Linked DNA regions of Homo sapiens: region 2 is linked to region 1. Evidence: chromatin loops called from intact Hi-C (ENCODE). Cell type or tissue: A673. All regions are shown on one strand. Each heading gives the region's core, and the rest is flanking DNA. Links, peaks and the distances in the headings are about the cores only.

Region 1 (5,378 bases), core at 258-5,257:
TGATCTGGAGACCTTATTTAGTCTGAGACATAATATTGCTCCTTTTGTCCCCTATCCATTTACCTCCCGGCACTGAAATAAGGGGACTTTGATTCCCTCCCAGTTCATGGCTTCATTCAGAAAGCTCCACAGAAGTAAGCCATTATGTGAGTTCTAAGCCACTTTGAATAAACCAACACAACTCCTTTCAAAAAAGCACCGGGAGAAGGTCATTCATGTGAATAATAACCATTCTTTCTCTTTAATCATTAAAATAAATAAATTCAAATTACATCTCCAGAGAGCACCCATCCCCCCATCAATTTCTGCTCTTGAGTTTAATAGAAAAATGGCTCCTGAAAAATTCTCCTGTGAAGTGAGGCTGGTGTGGAAGACGCCAACACAGTGCTCTCATTCAGAACACTCTCGAATGCAGACTGAATCAGGCCCTAGACAGAGGGCTACGTGTGTGCCTATGCGTGTTGGTCTTGGATGTGCGAACTGTCTAACCCTGCTCTGAGTTTTCCTAGGAAAAGGAAAAATGTCCTGAACCTCGACTCTTCCCCAGGCTGAAAATCTCCAACATTTTCCAGCCCGGCTTCAAACCTGACAGAAAAAGACAAGGGGAGACAGGTATTAAGAAAACGGAGAGCTCGTTTGGATTTTTGCTTCACTTCTGATTCTGTCCCAAAAATTACTTTTGGAAAAGAAAAGGTAAAAAGAGGCAAAACAAAAACAAAAGTAAAAGAGACATCGTGTTCTTTCCCTGTGACCCCCCCAAATCCAAACCTTGCTATTTTAAACAATGAAAAGCACAGTGTGTGAGGAACAGCTTGCATATAGCTGAAGCCAGCATTATTTACTTCAGGTTTCCTATACTAACTCAATTTTTACTTCTTAAGCACTTTTGTTAACAAAGGAGAAGAACAAGTCCCAAACGGGGGTGTCCGTCAAGGAGATCTGTGCTTGCACTGATCCTGAAGGTCGCCTGGGATGCTGTCCTCCCCAGGCTAGCTGCCGTAAGGCCTTGACAACCACTGCTTCCTGCTGCCAGCCGGAGCCACCAAACCCAAGCTCTAAGAACAGTTCTGCAAGCCCCCTCTCCCATGCACTGATAGCACTTAAAAGGGGCGTTTGTCTTCGGCAGCTATTCTCGATCCTATTGAGATTTCTAATTAGCTCAGAAAAGACCGCATTCACTGACAACTAAGGCGGGGATGGGGTAGGGAGAGGAGACAGGCAGGGTGGCTTCCCCCAGCTCAGGAGTGACCACAGCCTGTGAAGATGCTGCTCCTGCTCCAGCATCAACCCTCCTCCAAATGCTTGGATGCCTGTCCAGGGTCTCAACTGACCTCCCTGCAGTCAGAGGTTGCTCCAAAAAGGGACCATCTCCAAGCCTCTCTTGAACTCCCTTCTCTACTCAGCAAGGCCTTGGGCATCAAGCTAAGATCTCTGCCAACTACTGATGCCTTGCCCCTGAGTACAAATGCAGGAGCCCACCTAGGGGTCAAGGAGCTATCGTCAAACAGGATTCCTGGGTTCAAATCCCAATCTCCACCTCCTACTGGCTGTGTGACCTTGGTCAAGTTACTTAACCTCTCTGAGTATCAGTCACCCATTAGGTAAATGGAGGGGCTAGACTGTAAACATTAAATGTGGGGATGTATGAAAAAGCCTCAGCAGTGCCTACAATGACTATTCTCATTCATCCATTCACTCGAACCATTATATTCACCCAGCTCCTAATCTGCAAAGCTAAACGGTATTATAGCTGAGGATAGGGTGAAGGTGAGGTAGAAAGGACAGCAAAGAGCTATCACAACAACAGGGTCATGGTAGTGAGCAACTACCGGAAATGGAAGGAAAACAGTATCCCTTCTCCATACTCTCAACCACGACTTTAGTTGCCGGACAGCAGCCCATGCTGGGCACTGTGCAACTAAACCCATTTGTTGCAAAAAAAAAAAAAAAAAAAGGGCAGTGGGGAGGTGGGCTTGTTTTCGCAAAGCATAAACCCCTGCAGGCTAGGCACCAAGCCCACATAACTGGCCAAGTCTTAGATGGCAGCATGCACAATTAGATGCTTAATATATACTCATTAACAATTCTGTCGGCCGGCGCCCGGCGGCTCACGCCTGTAATCCTAGCACTTTGGAAGGCCCAGGTGGGAGAATCACTTAAGCCCAGGTGTTCAAGACCAGCCTGGGCAACATAGTGAGACCAAGCCTTTTAAAAAACAAACAAATAAAATAATTCTGTCTTTGGAAAAGTCAAAAGTTTGGTGTCTATGTGTGCAGACAATGTCCAGGGCTTGTGAGAATAACCACTGTAAAGTCCAAAGATCTTTTCAGTGGGAGATGATTTTTTTTGGCGGGGGGGTGGGGGGGGGAAGGGTAAACAAACAGTGAGAAGTAAGGGGTGAAGAGGTGAACACACACAAAAATTGCCGAGTGTCTAAACACTGCTCATTAAAAAGCACTTCTTCCCTGGGGTTATCCGGGCTGACTCCGAATGGCCATCTGACCCAGGAAACTCTAGGACTTTGCTTCATGAAGTGGAGTTTGAGAGCAAACCCTCTCCCTCTGCACCACCCCCACCCGCTCCCAGCCCCCCACACCAAACTTCTCCAGCCCTAGTGTTTACAGCTCACTACACCACAAATCTTTATTTCCTGTCACCCACTGGCCCGAGCTGTCCCTACTCCCTGTTTCTCCCAGACAAGTTAATAAGACGGAAGGCTCCCTAGAGGCCCGGAGCCTGCGAACATTATCACTTGGAAGCAAGGCAGAAATCCTGACACATCGGAAATGACTTCAAGCCTATTAATTACCCTTTCTTCTTTGGCAGATCTTTTGAAAGAAAGCTTGACAAATTGAAAGGAAGGCTATCACTGCCTCTCCGCCCCAATTAAGCCCCCACTCCCACCCCAATAACACAAATCTGATTTTTTTTTTAAACGAATTAATATGTCAGAGCTGCACCCACCCCAGGGAGGCCCACCTATGATCTGCATGGACAGGGATACAAAGGGTAAGCCCCTCTGTACAGGTTAAGCCCTTGAAATCTGAGAGACCCAGGGAGCTGTTAAGAAGAAGGGAGTGGTCAGGGCTTTGGACCCCAGAGTTGGTTTTCCTAGGACATTCACAGTGAGCCCAAACCCCTCTACACACACTGGGAGGAGGATGCCACGATGCGTACTAAAGAGCGTCCACATCTATGGGATCTCTCTTCCCTGTTGGGGTGGATGCAATGATGCTTTGATTCTTGAATGCAACATCATTCACAAAACACTCTGGATGAACTGCAACAGAAAAGCACAGGGGACCCTGAATGCTAGAAAAACTGGAGTGTTTAGGGACCAAACAACCACCCTTTCTCCAAGTTTCACTGTCTACCACACTGATGATAAAATCTACTCAGAGTTCCCCTGAAACAATCCTTTCCTTAGAGAGGTTTATGCAAAAACAATTGGGTAGGTTATGTTAATTCTCCAGAGACGTGTGTGTGTGTGTGTGTGTGTGTGTGTGTGTGTGTGTGTGTGTGTGTACTTTTTGTCTATGCAACTACTAAACATCACCAAATGGATCCCAATGGGAATTTCAAACAGAACAACTGATTTTCTTCTTAAAATGTGTTCCTTCCACCAAAGCAGTCCCCATACTATTGAATAGCACTACCATCCCTCAAGAGCTCAACCCAAGAACCTAGAGTTCACTCTAATTTTTCTCTCTCCCCTCACCTCATAACCCATTTCCAATCCATCAGAATCTACCATAACTTGTCTCCAAATATAAATTTTAAATCCCACTGCCTCTCCCCACCTCCACTGTACAACCCTCACCCAAGACGCCATCAGCTCTCCACTGCACTTCTCCAATAAACTTCCACTGGCCACCCTGCTTCCAAACATGCATCCCCGTCCTTCCTTAATTCAGGGAGCCACTGGGATCTTTCTAGAGCACCAGCCATATGCCTCTGCCCTTCTGACCTCCTCCTGAGGGTTCCCATCTGCCTTGCCTGGCTCACAAGTCATTTACCATCCAGCGCTTGTCTGCCTCTCTCAGTCATCTCTACCACTGTCCCTCTTGGAGGCCCCAGCCCTCCACCTGTCCTACCAACACATCAATCAGTTCCTTCCCATGCCAGGTCCTGCACACTTGCTGTTATCTGCTCCTTGGAATGCCTTTCTCACAGTTCTCTGCCTCCCAAGTCCAAGGCCTATTCCTCAGGGAGGCCACTCCCAGCTACCCACCTAAACAGAGTAGGCCCAGGCCCCCTCGCCAACAGCTCCCTATTTTCTCTTCTTCTTAGCCCTCAGCAGTACCTGAAATCGTGTGATGTATGTTCCTTCTCCCCGCAGAACATGAGCTCAGGAGGGCTGGGATTTGGCCTGCCTTGTTCCCTGCAGTACTGCCAGAACTAGCATTGCACCTGGAACATGGAAGGGCCCAGGACACAGTGGCCGTGGGACAAGAGCATGAAGCCCCAGAGCCTCAAGCACAGATGTACCTCTCCTGGGGCAGGGGGTTTCACTCTGCCCCACAGCGGGAGGCTACAGCCTGGCCATCCTGGGGAAACCCAAAGGGAACACATGGACAGATCAGCATCCACTCTCAGAAGTGCCAATGACTTCAAGCTGGAATCCACCCACAGCCTGGTCGTCCCTGGCTGCCCAGGAGAGGCCTTTATCACCATGCCACACAGCCTTCCAAGGGCATTCTTGGATTTGAATCCCCATGCCTAGGTTTGATAAAGGCAAGGCCACCCACCAGAGCCCTATTTTTCTGGTGTATTTTTTACCCTATCTCATTTTAAACTCAAACAAAATCTTTAAGCCATTACCCAGGAAATCATCATTAAATCATTTGTTCGTTTTTATTAGCATCACAGTAATTAAGGAGAATCATATTTCAGAAATCTTCGGCTGCACTTATCAAAACCCACCCTCCAACCAATCAATTAGTATTACAATAACCGCGGTCCCTTGTTGCCGCTGCTATTAGCATTTTGATTGAATGTCTGTTGAAAAGTGACTGGTGACAGAAGATTGTGTTCAGAAAGTAATGTTTCTTTATTCATTACCACCGAACCTTGTCTGGTTGTCTCCAGTCTCGGCTCAAAAGAGACAAGACAGTTTCCAAAAGCAGTCATTTTGGTGGTGGATTGTATTTTCATGAGGTGCGTGATAAATTGGGCATAATCGCCCCGGAATCTCCAGTTACACACAGGGGCCTCCCGCTGACTGTGGCCTTCGCACCCAGCAGCTGCCCCTCGGCTGTCGAGCCCTGACGGGATGATAAGTGTCCCCTCTGCTGCCTCACCCTCCCCCACCCCAATAATCTAGGACAATAAATACCAGGTCTTCACAAATGGCACTTCAGGCGACTCAGATGTAATAA
Region 2 (5,378 bases), core at 310-5,309, 66 kb after region 1:
TGCATTAGGGAGATCAGTATTCCTTCCCTTCCATGCGTGGCTCCCATCTGCACAATCTTTTGTTTCTATCTGTGCAAATGAGTCTGTTTTTTTCCAGATACGCAGGCAAATGAGAAACATTAAACAACAGGCCAACATGGACCCAAGAAAGCTTCATACGTTAACCAGGCGATCTTTAGAAATAAAAGGATTTAAAACTCTCAATTGAGTAGACATGAAAGTAACCCAACAGAGAAAACTGAGGGCAGAGTCCCTGTTCCTCGCTGTGAAACTTGTGCTAAAAGCAACAGTGTGGCCTGTGGCTTCACACCTGGGCCACCTTTCCTAAGACTAGAATAGTCCAGGCCAACCTGTTTGAGGCTGGATGACAGGAAGGCTGTTCTTAAATGGGAAACAAAACCCACTCTGGGAACACCCATTTGAACTGGAAACACTCAGCTCTGCAGTGAGCCGGCACTAAGGGCTCTACACGAGGCACCCTGGGAAATTCAGAAACAGAAAAGATATGAATCTGCTCAGACAAAGACTCAGCCTCCAGTGGGCAGAGGGCCTTGCCTGTGCAGGAGTGACACAGATAAAACCCAGGGGAGTTTACAGAAAGGTGAGACCATGTTTCCCCGAGAGAGAAGCAGGGAAGGCCTCATGGAGCAGGTGGCAGTGGAATTGGGTCTTCGAGCACAGGTAAGAGTTCTGATGGGGTGGAAATGGTGGCATTGCTGACATGAGAGTGACAAAAACAACCATGGGTGGTCTGAGAGAGGACGGAAGCCAAGGCCATGAGTAGCCCAGCAGGGCTGGAGAAGCTGGAACTACCTAGGGAAAGGACACAGGGCATGCTCCACAGAGGGTCCAAGCACTCAGCAATGAAGACAACTGCTTTCTGAGAAGCCTCAGCTTTCTTCAGAGGCCACAGGGAAGAAGAGGAATGACATGAACACAGTTGTTTTTAAGGCACACTTCTCTAATCACAGTTTACTGGATAAACTGGGTAGAGAAGTGTACAAAGAAGGCTGTGGTAACTACTAAGCCAGTCTAATGAAAAACAGATTTAGAATCTGAAATAATCAGAAGAAAGGAAGCTGTTGAGGCTGACAGTACTGAGTTCCGAGGGGGAAGAAATATTTGAGGAATCTACAGAACATTCCAGGTGAAACGTCCAGGAAATCACTGGCCTTCCAAGCTTGGCATTTCCCCCGAAGGAGCCAAGGGTGGAGGTACAGACATGGACCCACTCACCTAAAGGTGATGCTAGGGGTAGAGGTGGAGGGAGAAGATGCAGGGAATGAAGTCCTACGGGCATCTGCCTGAGGAGCAGGGAAAGAGAAGCGACTGCTAACGGAGGCCAAGAACAGTCACAGGGAGGAAGGTGAGCCAGAGAGAATGGCCTCTCAGCCAACAGCCTGAGGTGGGGTTAAACAAGGGCTCTGCAGCCAAACTACCTGGGTTCAAATTCCATCCCTGCCACCCAGTATGAGAGACCTTGGGAAAGTGCCTCCGTTTCTCCATTTGTAAAACCAGCTCTCGGTTCCAAACCCACCCTTTTATACTTATTCTCCACTAGACCTGGGACCCTACAAACCACTTACATTTTTGATTTGCCCCTAGCTCCCTGGTAGGCTCTGCCAACAGCGTGTGCTAGAGGGAGACCCTAAGGCTGGAGGAGGAAGAGGGTCTTGCTCCCTCCCATCTGCTGCCTGGGGGCTTCCTATTGGCTTGTGGTTCCTGTGAGCATCACCCCAGCAATGCTTCTTCATCCTGGCAGTAAAGGTGCCTTCCTGTACCAGCAGCTGAATCCAGCGTGTAGTTTCTCCCAACACTTGCAGAACCAGCAACACAGCATCCACCCCCTCAGAGACATGAGCACCAGTGGCCCAGATCCCTCCTCAGAGGCCTTGGGTTCCTCCTCCAAACATCTAAGTTTTAGTCTTTCCCTCATCAGCCCTAGGTAGGGTAAGGGTGGTGGCTTCCTGCAGTTGCTACCTCCGCAGTACCTGGCAGCAGTGGTTCTCAAAGCGTGGCCCCGCAAAACAGCCACATCAGCATCACTCGAAAACGTATTAGAAATGTGAATTTGGGGGGCGCCAGTCATTTGTGTTTGAATAAGCCCCAGAGGTGATTCGGATGCACCCTAATATTGAAGAACCAATTCCTTAGTTTTCTTTTTACTCTTTCAGTTAGTTAATTTTACATCCCCATGAACACTTCCTTAGCTTAACTCTCTGTGTACAAACAACTAGCATGTTTTCTTTTTTTTTTTTTAAGGCAAGTTTATTAAAAAAGTAAAGGAATAAAGAATGGCTACTCTATAAGCAGAACAGCTCAACTAGCATGGTTTCTATCCCCTAACTAGACTCCAACCAATGCAAGAGGGATAATAGCATCTACCTCCTAATACAACACTAATACTTATTATCATTAGTATATTAGGCTACAGAAGCCAAAAGCAGAAATTAAGAAATGTTATGGTCAGTAGAATCAAATATACAAGGATATTGGATTAGGTTATTGTTGTTGGTCTTTCAGAGCAAAGTTTTAAAATCTGATTTGAGAAAAACCTCCCAGCATGCACACACAGCCGGACTCTCAGAAAATGTTTCCTTTTTAGTCAATTCCTACATGGATGCCATGCAAAACCACTCCATCTATCAAGCTGTCAGAATGAACTGCTAAATTCTTAATAGTCTCACTCACACAAAATGTCCCCACAGTCCAGTGCATCTGGAGGGTCTGGCCTTGACTTGCTAAATGCAGGCACATTCAGATAGCCTTCAGAGGTCCCCATAACAGCACTGCTGTCTACAAACAGGGAATCTATACATGTGAGAGGCACAGAGTCTCGGGAGGTTAAAGAAGGAAGGGACCACCCCAAACTTCTCATGCTTCAGATGAAGATGCTGAGACCCTAGAGATAAAGGAACTTGTCCAAGGTCACACTGTCACCAAAGTCACGGCCAACAACAGCATCAAGCTTCCTAACTCCTCTGGCACCCAAACTCCCTTCCACGCCATGTACACGAATGACAGACTTGGCCATGGCAATATATTTCGTAAGTACAATAATTTAACAAGCAGCAAGAAATCAAATTGTACACGGGTAGAGAAGGACTACAAAAGTAAGTCTGGGAAGAGCTTAGGAAGGAGCATGGCTGTCGGCAGGCAGTTTTCTTTGCCCATCAAAATAATAAATGAAGTCAGGCATTTACTGTAGCGTGAACGCCAAAGCAACTGTGAGCCGATGGTGTTTCCAACAATCTCGGGAGACAGGCAAGACACTCCAAGACAATGCATTCTTAATGCCTTCTTAAACAGATTCTGACTCAAACCCTGAGATGGCTGGGTCTCTTCCAAGAAATGTTAGCCACTGTGAGATATCTCTTTCAGTTCTCTCCAGCAGATCTCCTTGGAATTTGCCAGATAAACAGGCAATTTATCATGTGGCCGAAGGTTGTACGTAATGCATTATCTGCCTTCCACCAGGATTTGTGCATCTGTGTAAGGCCCCTGGTTGGGCCGGTGGACTGACTCGCCTCCATCTTGAGGTGCCATAGCAACATGAAATCAACAAAGAGTGAACTGTTAAATGAATAATTTACTGATTTCATAAGAAGCTGTCTTGCAATTTATAGTTCTATTATCTTTCCTACCCGTGTCTTAACTCCTTTGTATAAAAGCTGCAATCAAGCTGAATAACATTTGAGAATCTAATAAGCATATACCACCCTGTACTCAAGCCGATAGCTATGGATTGATTTTGACAGCAGTTATGTTCCTTTGAGGCCGAGTCTTACCACTGTTGCCTTTTCCTTGCCCCTTCTGCAAAGGGGTAAAAGTTAGGGAGCAAATGACCTCCAATAAGCTTTACATTTTCAAATGAAACATTTTTCTTCTTTGGGATATTTGGAGCCAATCAAGGCAGAGTTGAGTGGCATTCAGAAGTATTATGTGGAAGAAATATCATCGACTACAATCTACCAATTGTCACTTTAAAAATTCCCAAAGAGACCTAGTTACTAGCAAAGGAGAAGGGGGAAAAAAAGCAAAGTATAGTTTCAGTGACAATTGTGGTATTTTAAAGGCTCTTTCAATATCATCAGTGATACCATTTTAGTGGCAGAAGCATATCTTGTCACTCAGCCTCAATTTAAAGGATATTTATGGAGAAGACAATACAATGAAAGCAGACTTATTTGCTGACTTATTTATTTGGGTGGAATAGGTTACAGATTATTTTGGTTCCATGCTTTTCAGCAGAATGGATATATCCTTTTGAAAGACATTACTTGCCGGCTGCTACTCTTCAGTCTCTTCAAGGAAATCAAGCTAAGAAGCAGCAACTACTAACAACAGGGAAATGCAGGCTTTAATACCTTGTCACTGAAAACCCAGATTTCCTTGCACCCACAATGGTTAACAGCCTGGGGAGATTACTAAAGGCATTTGTAATTACCATGAACCCAGAGGAAATGGGTCTTTCTCCAGTGCCTTGTGTATACCATCCTGTACTATGAGTCACTGAAATCCTATGAGTCTCCCTTATCAATGCCATCTCCAGTCTTCACATCCTAATGGTCACTGGCAATACAAACCCACTCCTTTCACTGCATGCCACTAAGGAAGAAGTTCTCTGACTGTATTCCTCATATTTAGGGCCAAGGCTAAAGTCACCTTCTTGTCAATGCTCACCTAATATCAAGGAACCATGGTTCTGTGACTGGGGTGTGGGCTGGCATGAAAACTAACTCATGCCAAGTTACCTAGGCAAACATCATGGCTTCAACGCTAGGACAGCTTGGCCCAAAAGGTAGAAGGTGGCAATTCTGAGAACACAGGATTTTTGAGCTAAATCTCTTTCCCTCGTCTATTTATAGTGCCTCGTCTCTGCGGCTGAGGTCTGAAACCCAGCCAAGCTCAGGCAGAGGTAGGCCTGTTAAGTCCTGCTCACATGATCCAATCTTGAAATTCTGAATATATTACTGAAGGGCTTAGGGTAAGGCAGATACTCTGATGAAGGTGACAAGAAATCTCTTCTGCAGCTTCAAAACTCTCCTGCTGCTGGTTGGAGCCTGAACTTCAGTTAATGTCAACATGAGTCCTGTTTATTGGCCTAAGAAATATTAAGAAAGTTATAGCTTTTGGGGGGTTTTATTTTGGGTTTGTTTTTAATGGTTACATTGATATCTAACATGCCAACATTAATTCTTCATATTTTAACTTTGCTAGGCTGATATTTGAAACAGCTTTTTCTCCTGACAAAAGAGCCTTCGTGGCTGGGCGTGGTGGCTCACATGTGTAACCCCAGCACTTTGGGAGGCTGAGGCAGGTGGATAACTTGGGGTCAGGAATTCGATAGCAGCCCGGCCAACATGGTGAAACCCCAT

Evidence for each region. Peaks named below come from ENCODE experiments on the same cell type or tissue, not always from the same donor. Only the 100,000 strongest peaks of a DNase experiment are listed, where the experiment ranks them.
Region 2: a loop joins it to region 1, with 7 times the contacts of the local background. A loop is called at or near these places in 1 of 110 quality-filtered maps.

What each region holds. Positions count from the first base shown.
Region 1 is chr17:57,545,889-57,551,266 of GRCh38, reverse strand. The region is part of intron 7 of MSI2 (musashi RNA binding protein 2); the gene reads right to left. It overlaps LOC107984993 (a long non-coding RNA gene), which reads right to left and starts at 1,934. Exons shown (of 2, transcript XR_001752947.3): 1 at 1-1,934. In A673, for the core only: no CTCF peak of the experiment used is centred there; DNase peaks (open chromatin) are centred at 2,706 and 3,196; H3K4me3 peaks cover 380 bases; H3K27ac peaks cover 1,894 bases.
Region 2 is chr17:57,480,150-57,485,527 of GRCh38, reverse strand. The region is part of intron 6 of MSI2 (musashi RNA binding protein 2); the gene reads right to left. Among named protein-coding and RNA genes, the nearest start is that of MSI2-AS1, 130 kb to the left of the region's middle. RefSeq lists an enhancer at 1-53. In A673, for the core only: no CTCF peak of the experiment used is centred there; DNase peaks (open chromatin) are centred at 3,397, 4,457 and 4,907; H3K27ac peaks cover 2,766 bases.